4 separate regions of the Mus musculus genome follow, and all the other regions are linked to region 1. A link is a loop called in an ENCODE intact Hi-C map of the cell type or tissue named here. Cell type or tissue: left cerebral cortex. All regions are shown on one strand. Each heading gives the region's core, and the rest is flanking DNA. Links, peaks and the distances in the headings are about the cores only.

Evidence for each region. Hi-C counts contacts between places; a loop is a spot of excess contacts. Peaks named below come from ENCODE experiments on the same cell type or tissue, not always from the same donor. Only the 100,000 strongest peaks of a DNase experiment are listed, where the experiment ranks them.
Region 2: it touches region 1 in a loop (5-fold over the local background); 36 of 42 quality-filtered maps call a loop at or near these places.
Region 3: it touches region 1 in a loop (5-fold over the local background); 24 of 42 quality-filtered maps call a loop at or near these places.
Region 4: it touches region 1 in a loop (5-fold over the local background); 26 of 42 quality-filtered maps call a loop at or near these places.

Annotation. Positions count from the first base shown.
Region 1 is chr9:45,298,434-45,303,029 of GRCm38, forward strand. No RefSeq gene overlaps it. Among named protein-coding and RNA genes, the nearest start is that of Tmprss13, 18 kb to the right of the region's middle. In left cerebral cortex, for the core only: CTCF peaks have their summits at 1,372 (motif pointing right) and 2,125 (motif pointing right); DNase peaks (open chromatin) are centred at 1,033, 1,368 and 2,159; H3K4me3 peaks cover 485 bases; H3K27ac peaks cover 516 bases.
Region 2 is chr9:45,386,634-45,391,229 of GRCm38, forward strand. Fxyd6 (FXYD domain-containing ion transport regulator 6) reads left to right here. Exons shown (of 8, transcript NM_022004.6): 2 at 3,355-3,414; 3 at 4,001-4,039; 4 at 4,144-4,218. The coding sequence starts at 3,360. Among named protein-coding and RNA genes, the nearest start is that of Fxyd2, 17 kb to the right of the region's middle. In left cerebral cortex, for the core only: a CTCF peak has its summit at 2,163 (motif pointing left); a DNase peak (open chromatin) is centred at 2,145.
Region 3 is chr9:45,410,606-45,415,201 of GRCm38, forward strand. No RefSeq gene overlaps it. Among named protein-coding and RNA genes, the nearest start is that of Fxyd2, 6.8 kb to the left of the region's middle. In left cerebral cortex, for the core only: CTCF peaks have their summits at 1,339, 1,901 and 3,315 (motif pointing left); DNase peaks (open chromatin) are centred at 1,355, 1,897 and 3,318.
Region 4 is chr9:45,219,571-45,224,166 of GRCm38, forward strand. The region is part of intron 1 of BC049352 (cDNA sequence BC049352); the gene reads left to right. Among named protein-coding and RNA genes, the nearest start is that of Tmprss4, 18 kb to the left of the region's middle. In left cerebral cortex, for the core only: a CTCF peak has its summit at 2,183 (motif pointing right); a DNase peak (open chromatin) is centred at 2,180.

The DNA of each region.
Region 1 (4,596 bases), core at 279-4,278:
ATAAACGTTTTACCTCCAATACTTGGTGCCAGTGCCCCCTTGAGCCTCATATTCATGTCAATCAAAACTGTCTCCAGAAACTGACCAGAGCCCCTTTAATAGAGAACCATCGGTTTATGCTGTCAGGTTTCTTTCTGTTTTCAACACAGGAATAGCTATGATGGGAATTGAAAGAAACAAGGAAGTATTTTCCATTCACACCTGGATGTTGGCATCGGGGGTTGGACAAGCATCCACCTTAAAATTCACCCAAGTGTTTCACGTGTGGTTCAGGTGCCAGCGCAGAGTCAAACCCTCCTCGCCCTCTTCAGAACCCTCTGATCTTCAGCAAGTTACTGGGTATCTTCTAGCCTCTCTCAACTATCAAGAGGGCATCACAGTGATACCTGGGGTCCAGGGCAGCCTGAGATACCCAAAGGCCAATCCTAAAGGGCACAGTGAGTGCACTGAAGGTTAATCCAAGAAATCAGCCATTCTCCAGTAACAGGCCTGGAAGAACTAGGTATCTCCTGACCTGACTATCAAACTGGCTGGGAGTGAGAGAGTACTTGTTTCCCAGAAAGACACTCACAGCTTCTCAGATCACCTCATGAAACGGAATGAAGCCCAGACAATAATGGATCAGTGGGCGTTCTGACCAGGACTGCTTAGATATGCAAGTTCCTAGCCCTCTGTTTAAATTTCAATTTCACTTTAGGGTTCTGAGATGGACTTGAAGTGGTCACTGGATCTGCCTCTTCCCAATGTGACCACAATGAGCAAATCTCCTTTCTGGTTCTCTCTATTGGTCTGGTTGGGTAGATCTATTTATCTATTGTCTTCTTGGGGTAGAGACTGTGACAGGACTGTGACCCCCCCCCATCTTTTGGTAGCAGTCCCTGCTCTTTGAGAGTCCCAGGAGATGAGCTCAGCTCGGCCCCGGAGGTGATGTCATCTGAGTCTTCTCCGGAGGGACTTCCAAGGGAGCCCTGTGTGAGTTCACTCTGCACTTCTGTTTTCAAACAGCTGCTCTCTGCTCCGGTCTCTGGGTGCCACTCTCAGTTCTCTCTTTGATTCCCACCCAAACCAACAGAGAAGCCAAGTGAAAGAGTAAAAACTCCCTTATGTATGTAATCAATCCACTGAAAACGAAGGTCCAAGGAGAAGCCAGCGTGCCTGTCTCGGGGACCTACACTCCAGCATACACAAGGACATTGCTACCTTTAAAGTCATGTTGACCACCTTGCCCCAAGGGTCTCATGGTAGCGCATCAACCCCAAAGGGACTCACTGTTCACTTCTTCCCCCTCCGTCCTCACTGTTCTCATTGGTTTGTTTTTCTAAGTGTATGAGTGCCTGGCCTGCATGTATGTCTAGTGGGCGTAATGCCCACAGAGGCCACAAGAGGGTGCCAGAGCTCCTGGAACTGGAGTTATGAACAGTTGTGGGCCACCGTATGGCTGCTGGGAATGGAACCTGGGTCTTCTGTAAGAACAAGTGCTCTTGAGCACTAAGCCATCTCTCCAGCCCCCTCTTTGTTGTCTTCCTCTGAAACCTTCTTACCATTCCCATCACCACATAGATTCTTCTACTTTCAGCTAACCACTTTGTTTCCTCTGGATCATTCATTGTTACATCCATTAGTTAATTTGTGAGTCCTCACCTGCCTCCCTCTGTCACATCTCCTGAGAGCATGGCTCTTGCCAATCTGCATACCCCAGGACACCCAAACAGATATGTGCCACCAGGACACTCTAATTTGGTCTAGTGTGGTATACCAAGTGGTACAGAAAAGGGGGACACATGAAGAGGATGCAGATCTAGAGGCAACATTGGGAAGCATTAAGTCTCAGGGACCTGAAGAGTGGCATCGGCTTCCCCAACACCTCACTGGCAAAGCACTGAATTAATTTAGAAAGGATCCCTTAGAGAACTCCGAAAAGTCCGTGAAGATGACAAGATGATGTTTCTTCAAGAGGATGCTCAGGGAAAAGGTCAAAGTGAGAAAATTATAGAGGAAGTGGACTGGGAAGAGGGGTGTCTCGTACTGGGAGCTACAGGGTATGAGGCAACTGAGGAAAACCGGTACTGGGGGTAGCCAGGAGGTGGAAGGAGCAGAGAGCTTTTCCGAATGCTGTCACTAGGTGGCGCCCGAAGACAGAAACTGGAAGGCAGGACATTCACGCGAGCGTGCAGATTCTCCAAGTCACTTCCCCGGAAATGACTCAGCAGGGATGACTTCAGCAGGTGGGGTTCTTCCGCTTGCGACCCAGGCTGCACGACGTTACATCAGGCACTGGGTGCAGAGGAAGTGGGCTTCTCATTTCATTCACGGAGTACCCACTCTTCACTCATCATCAGTCCAGTCCGGGTTCTTTTGTATCTGGGCAATGTCGTGAGAGCATCTGACTGATCCCTGCACGGAACAACGTGAAGTAAATGGATGACAGAGTGGAAAACACTCTAAGCCAGCCCAGCCCAGCCTCGCTCACAGTTCTAGCGCATGCTCTCTCTCCTCTGAAACCAGGCATCACTAGTCAACTTCACCCTGTGCCTGGCATTTATGACACACTGCCCTACAGACTGAGTCCATATCTTATCTCCCTGACTGTGGAATGTAGCATGTGCTGGTCATATCTCATTAATCACTTTTATCTCATGAACATCCCTCCCCAACACTCAGCATAATATCTGGACCACTGGCCTGTTTGGTAAAGATCTGATGATGATGGTGGTGATAATAAAGGGGGAGGAGGAAGAAGCAGAGGATGGAGGAGGAAGAGGAAGAAGAGGAGGAGGAGGTGGAGGAAGAAGAAACCATAGGCCATCGCCAATGAGGTAGTTACTTGCCTAGCAAGTCCTACACATCATAGATATTAACGATGACAAAGGTCACTGGAGCAGGGAGGGGAGGTGCCTGGGCTGGCTGTGAGGGTACTCAGCAGCTCTACTCCCAGCATCATATCTTAGGCAGGAAGTGGTACAGAGAATCCCCATAGCAAGGCCTTTACCACCCCCATTGCTAACAGAGCAGTTTGGGTCCTACTGGACTACGACTCCATCATTATATCCTACTGGGCTGCAGTCTCGTAATAGAGGAATGCAAGGCCTAAAAATCAGTATTGAGACGTCCAAGATACCTGCCATCTGTGCAACACTGAGTCTGCACCTCTGTCTACACAGTAGCTGTTGTGCTTTATAAAAGAGAGCCAGGATATGTTTGATAGAACCAAGTATGGTACAGTGGGAGGGGGCCTTGGTGGGCCTGTGCTGTGACATCCCTTCTCTCTGAGGTACCAGCCATAGGACAGGTATAGTGTGGACAGAGTTTATTTATGCGTGGGAAGGGGGGTTGGGAAGGGAGTAGAGACAGAGAAAGACAGGGGGTAGAGGGAGAAGGAGAAAGGGGTCAGCGAGAGAAGAGAGTCAGGGGTGGGGGCAGAGTGAGCAAGGAGCGACCAAACAAAGTCTTTAAGAACAAGCCAGGCCTACCTGGCTGTTGCTAGGTAACTGTTGGGCGGAGCCTAGAAGGAATGCTAACAGGGGCCATGCCACTGTACCCCATTGTGTACTTTCCAGTTCAAGGCGAGGGTAGGCGGTGTGAATGTGCATGCTGATAGCTGACCAGGGCCAGAGGGGGAAGGAGGAGGTGGTTACCAAAAATACCCGGATACAAGGCTTGCTCAAGCCCAGCCGTCTGTACAGGCAGCTTCCTAAGTTTGAGGCTGGAGATCTCATCCTTTACCAATCCGATGCCATCTTTTGGGCTTACTTTACTATTAAAACGGATAATGAGGCAGAGACAGGCGGATTTCTGAGTTCGAGGTCAGCCTGGTCTACCAAATGAATTTCAGGACAGCCAGGGCTATACAGAGAAACCCTGTCTTGAAAAAAAAAACAAAAAACAAAAAAAAAAAAACAAAACAAAAACAAAAACAAAAACAAAAACAAAAAACAAAAAAAAAACCAAAAACCTGATAATGAGATTCAATAAGGAAAGCTAAAGTGGACCTGGCCTCTGTCCTTGCTGAGGCTTTGGTCGTCCTTAGCTATGTAGTTAGAGACAGTCTGAGCTACATGACTCTGTCTCGAAATTACCACATACCGTGAAGTACATAGTTGTGGCTATGGTAAGTGCTTCACGGGAGAGGCATCTGCCACATGAAGGCGTGTTGTAGGAAGATTTAGACAGGACAGGGCCCCCTTCGACCCCACAGAACTCGGAAATTGTATAGAAACAGGTGTCTGTGCCAAGCCATATATGGCCTCAATGGAGCCCACCTGTTGCCACACTGATCTATGTCCCTGGAGGAGCAAACTGACAAACCTCCTTGTAACTGATCTTTGAAGATGTCCTGTCCAGAGGGCAGCTAGACAGAAAAGATCTACATGCTAAGTATTTAACAGCCAGACACTCAACTTGTAGTCCACAACTCACCGTTCATGCATTCCGCCATCTTAAGTGGGAAAAGACATATGAGATGAACAACTTGTCCCAGTTCCTGGGACTGTCCCCGTGTCAGCATTGAAAGCACCATCTTCTAGTGAGTTCTTCTGAGTTTTTTTGAGACCGGTCTCTGTAATTCAAGCTGGTCTGAAACTCACTATGTAGCCTAGG
Region 2 (4,596 bases), core at 423-4,422, 88 kb after region 1:
AGGAGAGGGGCTAGAGAGATGGCTCAGTGGTTAAGAGCACTGACTGCTTTTCCAAAGGTCCTGAGTTCAAATTTCAGCAACCACATGGTGGCTCACAACCATCTGTAATGAGATCTGACGCCCTCTTCTGGTGTGTCTGAAGACAGCTACAGTGTACTTAGATATAATCATAAATAAATCTTGAAAAAAAAAAAAAGAAAGTTAAGGAGAGTATCATAGAGACAAATTAGCCGATACACCCAAAGAGGAAGCTGGGAGATAACCACACAGCCAAGCAGAAACCAGACTTGTGGTGGCGACGTGGAACACCACGAGAAGTGGCTGGCAGTTCCAAGTGGTTCTGGGACATCTGGTTATCAGAATGGGAGAAAAATAAGATTCAGACCCCTACCTCACACCTCAGTTCCAAGTGGAATACAAGTTTTGAGTGTAGCTGGGCTCAATGGTGCATGTCTGTGGTTCTGGGCACTCCTCCAGTTGCTGACTTAGGGTCTCTTAGATCCAGACACCTAATACCACAAACAAAACACAAAGCACAAACAAACCTTTAATGTGGCCTACCTGTGTGAAGAAATGTCTTTAAAAAGACACATAGGATCATCATATTAGAACTGAGAAGTTCTGTGCCCTGTAAGACAATTTTTAAAAGTAAAGACAGAGCCAGCAAGACAGCTCAGGAGCTCCAGGGTCTACCACCAGGCCTGACCCTGGGGTTTGCTCCCATGATGCCTGTGATAGGCGAGAACTCCCACCCCCCCCCCAAGATGTCATCTGACCTCTACACACCTGCTGGGGCGCATGCGCGCGCGCGCGCGCGCGCGCACACACACACACACACACACACACACACAGAGTGAGTAAATGAAATGTGAAAAAAAAGTTCTTAAGTAAAAAGACAAATCACAGGCTAAGAGGAGATATTATATTGGAATATTATATTGGAATACTCAATAACTGAGGTTTAATGTCAAGATTGGAAAAAAATGATTTGAAACAGGAAAAAGATAAGAACATCCTATCACCTGTGAAGAAACAGAAATGTCAAACACCCAATTACTAAGTGACCAGATTAATGCTACATTTTATGCCTCGAAATTGACAAAAATTGGGACATCTATTAATGCCAAACTGATCTGGATGGGGAGTGGCAGATCAATCACATCGCGCTGGCCGGATGATAGGAGGGGAATGACCGGGTGAAGAGTGATTAACTGTGCAGCACTGACGGTTTGTCACCCAAGCCGTGGTCTCAGAGCCATGCTCACTCGTGGCCGCCATTTCCAGGCTGCAGGGTGAGACCGGCCAAGGGGCCAAGCCGTATTCCCTTTAAAAGGAAACTAAGCAGGAGAGTACTTCGTGCACCATAAGTGTCGTTTGGTCGTTATGTTTTCTGGTGTCCAGGAATGAGTGGTCCCCCCCTTCCCCGCATCTGCAATATAAACAGGTTCCTCTTGAGACTGGGTGTGAGTGTTTATAACCCTATCACGTAAAGTTAGCAATGCCACGTTAAAGACACCAGATGTCCATCAACAAGAGAATGGATCAGTACACAATAGTTTGCCTTCACAATGAAATGCCAGGTGTTAAACATGAATTAACTGCAGAGCTGTGCATAGATAAATCTTCAGTACAAAGTTGATTAAGGCAAGTCCAGGGGCCTGTACATATTATAATTCTTTAAAGCTATATTAGGGGTTGGGGAGAAGGCTCAGTCAGTAAGGCATTTACCTCAAGTGTGAGGGCCTGAGTTTGATCCCCAGAACTTATGTGGAGTGGCACCTAACAGCGGTCTCAGCATTGAGAAGATGGAGAGTTTGAAGGATGGCTGGAATTTGCCAGCTAGCCAGCCAGCTAGCCCGCCGGCCTCCTTGAATCAGAATCTGTCAGCTCCAGGCTCTGTCTCAAAAGATAAAGTACGGAGTGTGTGAGGAAGACATCTGACGTGGACCTTGTGGCTCCACATGCAAGAGCATGCGCCCGCTCAGACACCCAAACACTTACATATGCACAGAATCACTCTGAGCAATGTTATTGGATATCTGGGTCAAGCATAGTTTTTAAGAAGAGCAAGGTGCATGTTCACACAGCAGGCGATGATTTGACACCTACAGGACTCTGGCTGGAAATGGTCATGGATGAAGCTCTGCTGCCCCCTGGTGTCTGATTGGTAGATGGCAGCAGGGTCACTTGTTAGACTGAGCGTGGGACCGGCCATTCTAGACAGGTTCAAGCTGTGGCCCGTCTTACCCTGCATGGAAAAGATTAAGCAGCTTTGGGCGCTCCTGATTTGCATTCTTCTCACTTCTCACTCTGTATTAGTCTTCTGAGTCTGAGAGTGACAAGTGTAACCCCACTGATACATGTCCCTGGTGTGTCCCATCAGAGTCCCCCACTTCATCACCAGAAATTGATGAGATCCACGTAGAGGGGTCAGTGACTTCCGTGGGAGGAGAGACTGGGGTTGATGCTTAGAAACCCCTATCCAGACTACCTTAACACAATTATCACCTTTAGGAGATGGGGCCTCTAGGGAAAGCTGAGAAAACAGGAAACAACAGGAAGGACACCTAAGATCACATATGGGCATCAGGGTTTGTGATAGCGTTTGGGGAACAGAAAGAGTCTTCCACCCATCACCTGATAGAAAAACACTTCCTAGGGTCTGGAGAGATGGCTCAGTGCTTAGAATGCTTACTGCTCTTCCAGAGGACTCAAATTTGGTTCCCAGCACCCATATCAGACAGCTCTTAACCACCTGTAACTCCAGCTCCTGGAGATGCCGTGAGCTGGTCTTCCTAGCCTCCAAGGACACCTGCACACATGCACACATAGACACACACTCACACATACAATATAAACATATCTTAAAAACACTTTCTGGCGGGCTGTTGACTGTGGGAGCTGGGCCCAGGGCCCCACATCTTAATGAGGCAGAAGTTGGCCCGGAAGGAGGACACTGGTGAGACATCTCCAAAGCCCTTGGGAAGGCAAGGCTTCAGCCCAGAAGCCCCACGCTAATGAGTCCCTGAGCCGTCATCTGACCTGGGCCCTACCGCTCCCCCTATGAAGGGCGATAATTATCAGCAAGTTTCTGGTTCCAGGCCTGCAGTGTGGACCTAGCACAGTGCCTGTTAAGTGTCCTGACTCATCTGGGTTAATAGTATTGGCCACACAGAGCTCTCTGAGAGTCTGATGAGAGCCTGATAAGGTGGCATTGGTCCCGGAGATTTGAAGTGGCCTCAGGTCACACAAGCTCCCCATACAGCTCAGGCTAGGACGAGGCCCTGTCAGGGTGACGGCTTACCGAGGAAGGTCTTCTGTCCCTGGAGTAATGTCTTGCTTCTTTACCCCCAGACACCATGGAGACGGTGCTGGTCCTCTGCAGCTTGCTGGCCCCTGTGGTCCTGGCGAGTGGTAAGAATCCTTTAGGGCCTTGCTGTGCCAAACTGGCAGACATAGCCCTTTCCAGCAGAAGATTCTGGCCCATTCAGACATTAGGGTTGAGATCTTAGGCCACTTTACATCTGGTCACGGGCTCTTACTGTCAGCAGAGGAAAACAGATCCTAGTTCAGGGCCCCCCTGCACGCCCTTCTCCCACTGTTTCCCACAAGGGTTCAGCAATCCTTCTGTTAATCTCTCCAGGTACCTTGGGCTCCTGTGGAATTGTAGCCTAGACTGTAATTAATCCATCCTGACTTTATATGCAGGTCACGAGCCTCCCCCACCCCTTGGTCTCAGTTTCCCCCTTTGTCACTAGATGATAATAGACCTGGTCTTTTGGAGGAAATGAAAGACATAATGTGAGCCCGGGACCCCAAAGACTCTAATTCAGGCGAGGACCCCCAAGCCCAGCTAGCCCATCTTCCATGATCTCCAGTATCTCTGCCCAGTGAACCCCCTTCACAAGGACTCTTTGGTGGGGACTAGAGGTTATGGGGCAGGTGAGAAGTCACAGGAAGTATGGCTGTCTTCCTCTTGACCATGTCACATCTTTCCCAGCAGCTGAGAAGGAGAAAGAAAAGGATCCTTTCTATTACGGTGAGTGAGCTCAGCAGCCCTGGGGGGTGGTCCCATCCAGGAGGGGCCGGCGTGACCTCCTGGCCCCGCCTCTCTCCCACCTCTCACTTCTCCTCCCTTTGCAGACTACCAGACCCTGAGGATTGGGGGGTTGGTGTTTGCTGTGGTCCTCTTCTCCGTTGGGATACTTCTCATCCTCAGTAAGTGTGTCCTTTCTCTCTACGGCTGCTAGACAGATGGGGACAGTATACAAGCCTAGCCATTTTGTCTGTGGGACAGGAGAAGGCACAGTCTTGCCTCTCCACAGTATCTCCAGGATCAATACAGGGCTGGCCATGTAGTACGTGCTCAGGAAAACAAGGAAGGCATGGCCAGAGAATGTAAGTGAGAACAGACATAGCCAAGAACCACAGACTGCATCCATAGGGCAGGGGGCTGGCCATCCCAGGAGTCAGATGCTGTTCTCGCCGTGCTCCTAGAGATGTGTCCCTGTGCATTTCCCCTACACGAGCTGTGGCGTTGTGTTTTTTTTTTTTGTTTGTTTTTTTTTTGTTTGTGGTATGAAAGGGCAAAGTTCA
Region 3 (4,596 bases), core at 272-4,271, 110 kb after region 1:
GGTTCAGGAAACTCCAGCTGGGCCCACCCCTGCCCATCTATTTGGATGTTGGCTTGCTTTGCCCCTAGGTCAGGAGTAAAGGTGAGAGCGAGTCCCCTGTTACTGCATGCTTCAGCTCCATCCATCTGGGCAGAGATTCACAGAGGTTCAACTCCCTCTCCCTCCATTCCCATGGAATCTCTAAGGAGACTGGAGGGCTGGCTGGATGCTGGCACCATCTGGTGACAGGCCTCCTTAGCTACATCTCTGAGTATCTGAGCAGAGCCCTGTTCTGAAAGGAACAGGCTGAGTTAGGGTGAACTACACAGTCAGGGTGGACAGGCCAATTCACTTGGTACTTAAGCCTTCTGTCCTAACCCACTGCCCCAGGCTCTGAAGCCCACCCGCCCACCCTTCCACCCACCCTTCCATAAGTGATCGCAGGCACTCCTTTGAGAGACTGTTGCCATTGTATAGAAGGGGATGTTGAAAGGTAGTGGTGGCAATCTGCTTGCCTTTTCTGTCAGGGCTGGGAGATGAGAGGAGCCTGCGGTGGAAGGGCATGTGTCAGCTGAGGCACACAGGTAAAGTCTGGGTACTATGCTCAGTATCACACCACTGACAAAGTATGACCTCATACCCTGAAACAGAGGTCAGAACTGCTGTTCTGAGCTCCTCCTGGAGGATGGGAGGAATGAGCTGGGGTGGAGCCAGTCTGACCAGAGGTAGGACCGGGGAGGAGACAAACTCTTCAGGGTTTCTGGATGCCTGGGGCAAGGCAAATGGGAAGAGGTATTATTCAAGGTCTGTGGTCCACTAGAGAGAAGTGGGAGCCATATGGAAGGAGTCATGTTTCCAGAATGTTCTATACACCAGCCCATCACTTAAATGGTCTTTGGTGAGTCACTTCTGTCTGCTACCACGTCTTCTGCTCTGTTCTCTAAGTGGCCAGACTGGTACACTTGAGGTAGACTTTAGGGACTTTGCCTGACCTGGGCCTAACCATTTGTTGAGTAGGTAGATCTAGGTACAAACATGAGATTACTGGTAAGCCTTCCTCCTATCCCCATGCCCTCTGCCACCCCCCCCCCCCCCCCGGGCTGAGGCTCAGTGAGCCAGACCTGGGCTGAGACTGCTCCACGGACATTCTGATTCTGTGACCTGCTCCTGGACCCAGACATCTCCCTTCACTATCCAGGAAGTTCCTCTGCTGAGAGTTACTGAAGGTGCCTGTCACTCTGAGGTTTTCTACACATCCAAGCTGTCCTAAACTACAGAATACAAATCAAGTCTTCGAAGTGTTGCTTCGCTTATACAGAGCTGTAGGAGCCTAGCTGTCTTAGGTTGCAGTTCCTTCTATTACTACCAGAGGGAGCCCACGACTTACTCAAAGTCACCTGAAATTACAGCTGATCTCCTGAACCGCTCCTTTCCACGAAGCTTTAGACCCCACAGCTCGAGTTATCATCATGATCCTATCCCGAATATCCAGATTCTCCCTTCCAAACTCACAATTACCCAAGTATGGGGCACCCAGGGTAAGGGCAATGACTCCATCTTGGGATGAGTGGTCTGTCTGGGTGGGGCCCTGTCTTGTCTGGACCTGGCTTCCCTTTTAGAAGCTGGGACCAAGGCTGGCTCACCTGGAGTGTGAGGACTCCTTGCGCGGCTCTCCAACTTTTCTAAAAACTTTGGCACTTTTGGGGATCACTCTCACCTCACCTCAGCGGTTACTGGTTCAGTGAGGAAGTGGGTGTCCCAAAAGACTTACTTTGAGTAGCTCTGCTGGCCCTGCCCACAGAAAAACGAGGGTATCAGGGCAGAGGGAGGACGGAGTTCCTCCTCCCCTAGTACCTTGCTCAGGGATCTACTAGTACCCCTGCAGGGACGTGAATGGCTTCTCTGCAGACGAGCACCCCAGGTGGCCAAGCTCGGAACTGCAGTTGGATGGTCAATACGGGTTAGAAGCCCCGCCTGGTGAATCCCATAGCTGCTGTCCCAATCTGGATCAGTTTGGGCCTCGGAGTCAGCGACTTAACCTCCACAGTCAAGTGTGATAGGAGAGCAACACTGAGGCTGCAAGGGAGAAGATTCTGGGGACTCCAGTCCCCTCCGTCTCAGGCTGCACAAGGAACTGGGAGTGCTTTGTGTTCTTACAGTTGGATAGCTGAGGGGCTGGGAAGAACTTCTACTTAGAATTTGGAACTTTAGTGCCCAGGCTTTCATTAAGACACTGGAGGGACAAGGGGGATGGCAGCAGGACATAGGTTAGGGTGTGTGTGTGTGTGTGTGTGTATGAGGGGGGCGGTCCTCAGTTGTCATGGGCCTCATGTCTGGGAGTCAGGGGCTAGAGCCACTCTTAAAGCCCCGTTTGGCAGCTTTGTTTCTCCAAGCCTGCTGAGCTGCCCAGTGTGTCCCATAATCCCACAGTGCTGTTGTCTGTCCTTACATCTTTAAACCTGGTCCTCTGTTTTGAGAACTCCTCACGGTGGCTTCCTGGAAGAGTGTCTTGGTGTCACAGGGAGGAATGCCCAGGTGAGCCAGGCAGGAGATGGAGGAGGGTAGGAAGTCCCCAGCCAGGCAGCAGCTGGTGGATCAGAACAGCTGCTGCAGCCCCACAGGCCACCAATGATGCCCTGAAAACAGAAACTGGCCTTCCTACCAGTGTTATCCCCAAGCCTGCTGTGTGACCTTGGAAAGGTCCCTGTCTGTCTCCAGACTTGGCTTTTGGGGAAACAAAGCAGGAGATGAAAATTCTAAGGTCCAGTCTAAAAGTCAAGGGGCAGTGGTTCTGAAGGGGACGTGGGAGCTAGAGTAAGTCCTCTCCCTGGCCCAGGGTAGTTAGTGTTCTTAATGCACAACTAGATGCACACAGCCACATGAGCACAGGAGCTTGGTACGTGAGAAAGGCTGCCACAAGGCACCTGGAGAAGTAGAGGAAGAAGATCATATGGAGCATGGTGAATTCTCTGTTACCACCCCCCCAACCTCCCAGAAAGTCCTGTCAATCAATAACCAAGTCTGCACTCACACAGAAACTTCTGGACCTCAGCATTCCTGCTCTGCAGTAAACAACAGCTCAGGTCTCTTGTCTGCAAACCAAACATTCACTATCAAGTTAATAAAGTTATTCAGGAGAGGCCTGAACCCTCAGACAGCCACTCAGGAGACATGAGCAGGAACAGGGGGTGCAGAATGGACCTCGGCTGTTCTGGGGTCCTTCCTGCTACCCTGACATACTTTCTTAGATCAGAATATACTCTCACTCCAGACCCCAGCGGATTAGCTAGTCCAGGATGGGAATCATACCTCTAAGTTCATGCACGCCCCCTAGTGGCCATCCCAGATCCAGCAGAGGATGTACTCAGTAAACAATAGTTGAGTGACCACACTGGCTGCTTTAGAGGAAGGCATAGGGGTAAGGAGGGCTGTGCAGGCATGGGGTCTGGGGCAGAGTCGGTGGTGTGTAGGCTCACTGAGGTGGGGTGTCTTTGAGGCCTTTCCCAGTATTAGCCTTCAGCTCATCCTCTGAGTCTTGGTGTGTTGGCTGGTTTTGTGTCAACGTGACACAAGCTAGAGTCATTGCAGAGAAAGGAGCCTTAGTTAGGAAATGCCTCCGTGATATCCAGCTGTAAGGCATTTTCTCAATTAGTGATCAGTGGGGATGGCCCAGCCTATGGTGGGTGGTGTCATTCTGGGCTGGTGGTCCTGGGTTCTATAAGAGCAGACTGAGCAAGCCATGGGGAGCAGGCCATTAATCAGAACCCCTCTATGGCCTTTGCATCAGCTCCTGCACCTGGGTTTGTCCCCTATCTGAGTTCCTTCAGTGATGAACAGCAATATGGAAGTGTAAGTTAAATAAACCCTTTCCTGCCCAACTTGCTTTTTAGTCATGGTGTTTTGTCACAACAATAGAAAGAAATTCTAACTAAGACACTTGGGAACCAGCAAAACCCACTGAAACCCTGGGCCAGTGACTCTGCGATAGGCATTATTTCCAAGTTAAGAGTCAAGACTACCAGCTTTCCTGGACCCCTCCCCTTAATCATTTGGGAGCGTTCTGTCTCGGCCCCTCTTCTCAGGATACCATGATGTCCAGAGATGACAAAGAGGCAGTGCCCTATGAGCCCACCTTCAAGATAGCCAGGTCCCAGGGATAGACTGAGCTAAGGTATAGGGGAGATGTCTTCACTCGTTGGGTCTCTGGCCGCTCAGCCAGAGCCCTTAGTTTCTTCCCTTGAGGAGGAGGGGGGTGATCTGTGGTCCAACTAGTCTGTCTCAGTTAGGGTTTTACTGCTGTGAACAGACACCATGACCAAGGCAACTCTTATAAGGACAACGTTTAATTGGTACTGACTTACAGATTCAGAGGTTCAGTCCAGTATCACCAAGGTGGGAGCATGGCAGCATCCAGGCAGGCATGGTGCAGCTGAGAGTTCTACATCTTCATCTGAAGGCTACTAGGAGAAGACTGGCTCCCACGTGGTAAGGAGGAGGGTCTCATTGTTCATCCCTAAAGTGACACACTTCCTCTAACAAGGCCAAAACCACTCCAACAAAGCCATACCCACTCCAACAAGGCCAAAACGACTCCAACAAGGCCGTACCTCCTAATAG
Region 4 (4,596 bases), core at 377-4,376, 79 kb before region 1:
ACTTCACATTGGCCTGGTGCAGGAGAATTGTATTTATTGGGCATAAGAAGTCCCACACCTGTCTTGGGCTAGGCAGTCTTTGTAGGATGGTAGGATTTTGAAAGTCATTTTAGTTACCCATGCTGGCTTTTACAGATCCTCACACTGGACCAAAGAAGAGTTTACTAGTGCCGGTTGATTCAGTGAGACTGCATGACATACATCAGCCCTGGGCAAACCCAGATAATACTTGGCCTGGGGTGGGTCTCATCCTGCTCTGTCCCGGACCTGCTATCTTTCCCAGCCTGACTGTAACTTGCCTTTCTTGCCCCTTTGTGGCTCACTCTGGCTTCCCTCTTAAGCAGTGGGCTCTAACTGAGGGCCAAGAAAGCAAAGGGGTTCAGAGAGTGCTGGTTTCCATTTGGCAAGGAGACGGCACCAACCATTTTCTGAAGTGTGTGTGTGTGTGTGTGTGTGTGTGTGTGTGTGTGTGTGTGTGTGTGTTTATGTGTAGGTCAGAAGACAACTTGTAGAAGTTGGTTTTCTCCTTCTGCCATGTTGGTTCTGGGGATCAAACTCAGGTCTTTGGGCTTGGTTGCAAGCACACTCACCTGCTGAACCTTCCCCTCATTTCTTCCTGGTCCCTACAGGCTACCCTAACAGGAGGACATATTTAGTGTCTATCCCTGGAGTTCCAGGTGGGCCCATGTACTCTGCCATGCATGCATACCCTTTATTTGCTCTGCCCTTACTCCAGGAGAGAGGCACTCACCCCATGTTTCCTCACACTCTGAGTGAACAAATGTTCATAAAGTGTGTTTCTGACTAGGTGTGCCAAGTCCAGCCCCTGGCACAGTCCTCTTCCCTCGCTGGGCCCCTCCTATCCAGAACTCCAGAATTTCTTGTGTATCTATGCTTTGGCCACCTGACTATCCAGATCTGCCTACGCCCACTCCACCCAGGACCCATCCCAACCCAGGACTCTCCCATACACCTGGCCCTGGGGTGAATACCAGAGTTGATATTGCTTTAGAGGAGAAACCTCAATACAAGGTGGGGCAGAACTGGCACAAGGGGTATGGGATCACCTTGGGGCTACAGGAAGTCTCCAGGGCTGAGTAGGAGCCAAAAATGTGCTATGGACAGTAACTTCCTGCTTCAACAGAATAGTCCCACAACAGAGTAGCTGCCCCACATACTTGAGAGGCCTCTCAAGACAAACTCCCTACCACTGAGCTACAGTCTTTTGTTTGTCTGTTTGTTTTTGTTTGTTGTTGTTTTGTTTTCTATTTCTCGACAGGGTCTTATTGAGATACCCAAGGCAGATCCTTCACTTGTAATTCTCCTGCCTCAGCCCCCCAAGCCTGGAAATTCTTTTAAATGACTGTAGGACACGTTCTACTTATGTAGAACAGTTAGCTGCCCTACTTCCTTGGCGCCAACAGAGTTTACTCTCATGCCTGTGGTTAGCCTGATTCTGGAGCCAGTTATCAAATTATGAATGTAGGTGAATTGATGCTGAGTATAGCTATTGATTTTTTTAAAAATTTGCATTTAATTTCACAAAATGGCCTCATGGCTTCGCAAAACTCAATGCTCAGTGGTCTGTCGTCCATTTCTTCTCCTTTCTGGTCTCGTCGTTTGTTACAACTATATTTTCTCCTCTGAAGGAACTGGGTCTCCTGACTCCTCTGGTCTCTTAACTTCAGCCCCTTCCTGGTTTGGTTTCTAGGCCCCTGGAGAAACTCCACCATTTTCTTGCAAAGTGTCTTATCACAGTTGAACCACAACACTCTGACTCTGGAACAATTACCTCCCACCACAGCGGGCCCCGCGTGTGGAAGCTGAACTGTTACCCAGTTACATGGATGTGAGCATAGCAATAGTGTCATGTGATCCCAGGGAGTCCTCTCAGTGGTACCCCCAAATCAGGGTTCTTGCAGCGTTCTCAGACTCCCTTTAACTTAAGTGGTGTGTCACACTTCTCTGGAAGAGACTCTCCCTTTGTTTGTCTTCTCTACCAGAGATCTGTAGTGACTCTTGGGCCTCCTTTTCTTGTCTGTCTGGCAAAACAACAGTGTATGACAATTGAATAAACACACAACAAGCTAGGACTGGCCTGAAGAGGCAATTACATAAGCGGTTCTACCATTTAGCCTTCCAAGAGCCCTTCCCTTGTTGGAAAAGGAACCATTTCTGCCACTAGGGGGCGCACGGCTCACAGGAATGTGTTCTTCCGTGCTGTGGTGTGAAAGTTTGTAAGATTTTTACAGTGAGATATTTGCAGTGAGAACGTGGCTCATGTTCCTTCAAGAGCCAAGGGAGACAGAAGGAAATGGCTGTGTATATGTTATGGGGCAGAGGGCAACCATAGAAAGTAGAGAGAAAGCATTGCCTTCAAGAAGGAACGTGAATTGCCCAGATCAGGTCAAGCACAGTATCTTCTTCCAACCAGAGACAGTATGGCTACAGTATGACAGCCACTGTGATGTGATCTCAGGACTGCCCTCTGTACTTTTCAGTCACTGTCTCCAGAATTAGCCCTGCTTGGGCATTTACTGCATCCAAGAAACATTTGCCCTGAACCCGAGTGGGTTCTGCCTTGAGCTGGAGAGACAGGCTCTGGGCACACAGACATGGGTAAATCCATCTCCAGAGAAGGCAGGTGGGTCCCAAACCCGCAGTTCCAGGTACAGCATCTGTGTGTGACAGGGGGCTGCTGAATATGGCACTGTTGACTCTGGAACTTGAGTGATGGCTTCCTGCTGAATGCAGGATGTGCTGGGGGCCCTGAAAGGCCAGTGGGAAACTAGAGGGGAGGTTACAAGAGCACAGGTAGGACCATACCCTAGGCCATGGCCTTGAAGTAGGAGCCTAGTTGGCCCGTCCTCTTGGGTATGACAGGACAGTGCCAGGCAGTGTTTGTGGGATGAGGCTGCAGGGTAGAGGGTTATAGGGTGAGAGAGTATATTACCTTTCTAGTTGTGACAGCAGACACAGTTGAGGAAAGACCAAGGCCTTTCCTTTTAAGGAAGGAAACCTTTATTCTGGTTCATGGTTTGAGAAGCCATAGTTGGTGGAGGAGTCATGGTAGCGAGAACGGTGAGAAGCCTGGTCACATTACATCTGCAGTCAAGATCCACGGGGGGGAGATGTTGGTGTTTAGAGTGCGTGTGTGTGTGTGTGTGTGTGTATTTGTGTGTGTGTGTGTGTGTGTGTGCGCACGCGCGCGTGTGTGCTCGCATCTCCCTCTATTGCTTCTTCCTTATTTTCCCTGGATGCTGAGGATCTGAATTCATGTCCCCAAGTTTGCACAGGAAACATCTCTCCCACTGAGCCGTCTCCCAGCCCTCTTTTCTCTCTGTATTCAATCTAGGAACCCATCCCGTGGAATGCGTTGGCCACATTCAGGGTCTTCCTATAGCAATCAACCCGATGTACATTTGTGTGTCTAACAGATGATTCTGGATCACGTGAGATCGGCAAATGTTGCTAACCGTCACAGGGAGAGATGGTTGTTTTTGCCTAGAGGTGTAGAGGGGACATCGATCCAGATTTCCTGAGGCCTCTGTGATTTGGAATTTTAAAAAGTTGTTTAAAAATGTAAGATTTATGCATTTGTATTTTGTGTATGTGTGTGTGTTCTGTATGTTAGCTCCATCTATGTGTGCCACATGTGTATGCTACCAAAGGAGGTCAACGGGGGCATCAGATCCCCTGAAACTAGAGCTGTGAGTGTTGGTAAAGCCGCCATGCGGGTGCTGGAAGCCAAACCTAGGTTTTCCTCAAAAGCAACAAGCGCTCTTGACGACTGGACTGTCTCTCCAGCCCCAGCGGTTACATTTTTGAGATAGAAATTGGTCTTATAGTTCAGGCTGGCCTGGAAACTCACCATGTAGCCTGGGCTGATCTTAGACTCAAGATCTTCCTGTTTCCTGCCTCCAGAATGCTGAGATGACAAATGTTCATCATATTTACCCAGTCGTTAGAGGCTCTCTTAGAACAAGAATAAATATATAATTATATCTAGGAGCTTAAAATGTCCATGAGAGTGAAGGGCCTGCAGCCTAGCTTAGCTCATGTTGAACCTTGCTCAGCATCTGAGGCACAACCTGCACACTTTCCTGGCTGCCTTTAGGAGCTCCGGCCTGCCTTTAGCCTCCTTTCTTGCCAGTTTGGCTCCACCCCCCATCCCCCACCACTCCCATTTGTCTTCCTGCCTGAGTTTCTTAGAACCTGGAGTAGCTGTAGAAGGAAGGACTCTGGAATTTGGTATCTGGAATGCTCTCTAGATGAAGAGGGACAGAGGGATGATGGGAGGTGGGTGGCAATGACTTTTCACATGGAGTTCGGGCAGAGGGCAACCTTCGTTGGTCAAGGGAACTTGAATCTGGCCAAGACTTCCTGTTAACATTCACAGTAACACATAGGTGATTAGAATTTCCCCATCTTCCAGCCACTTTCATGCTTTATATCCCAGTGAGCAGCTAGACTCTAATGTCTTCCCATAGGTGTAGGATTGGCTTTGAAACGAATGCTTGGCTGGGGCCCACTAAGCATGCGCTCTACCATTACATGACACCACAGACTCCTTGTATTTCCAGGGCTGGGCATTGA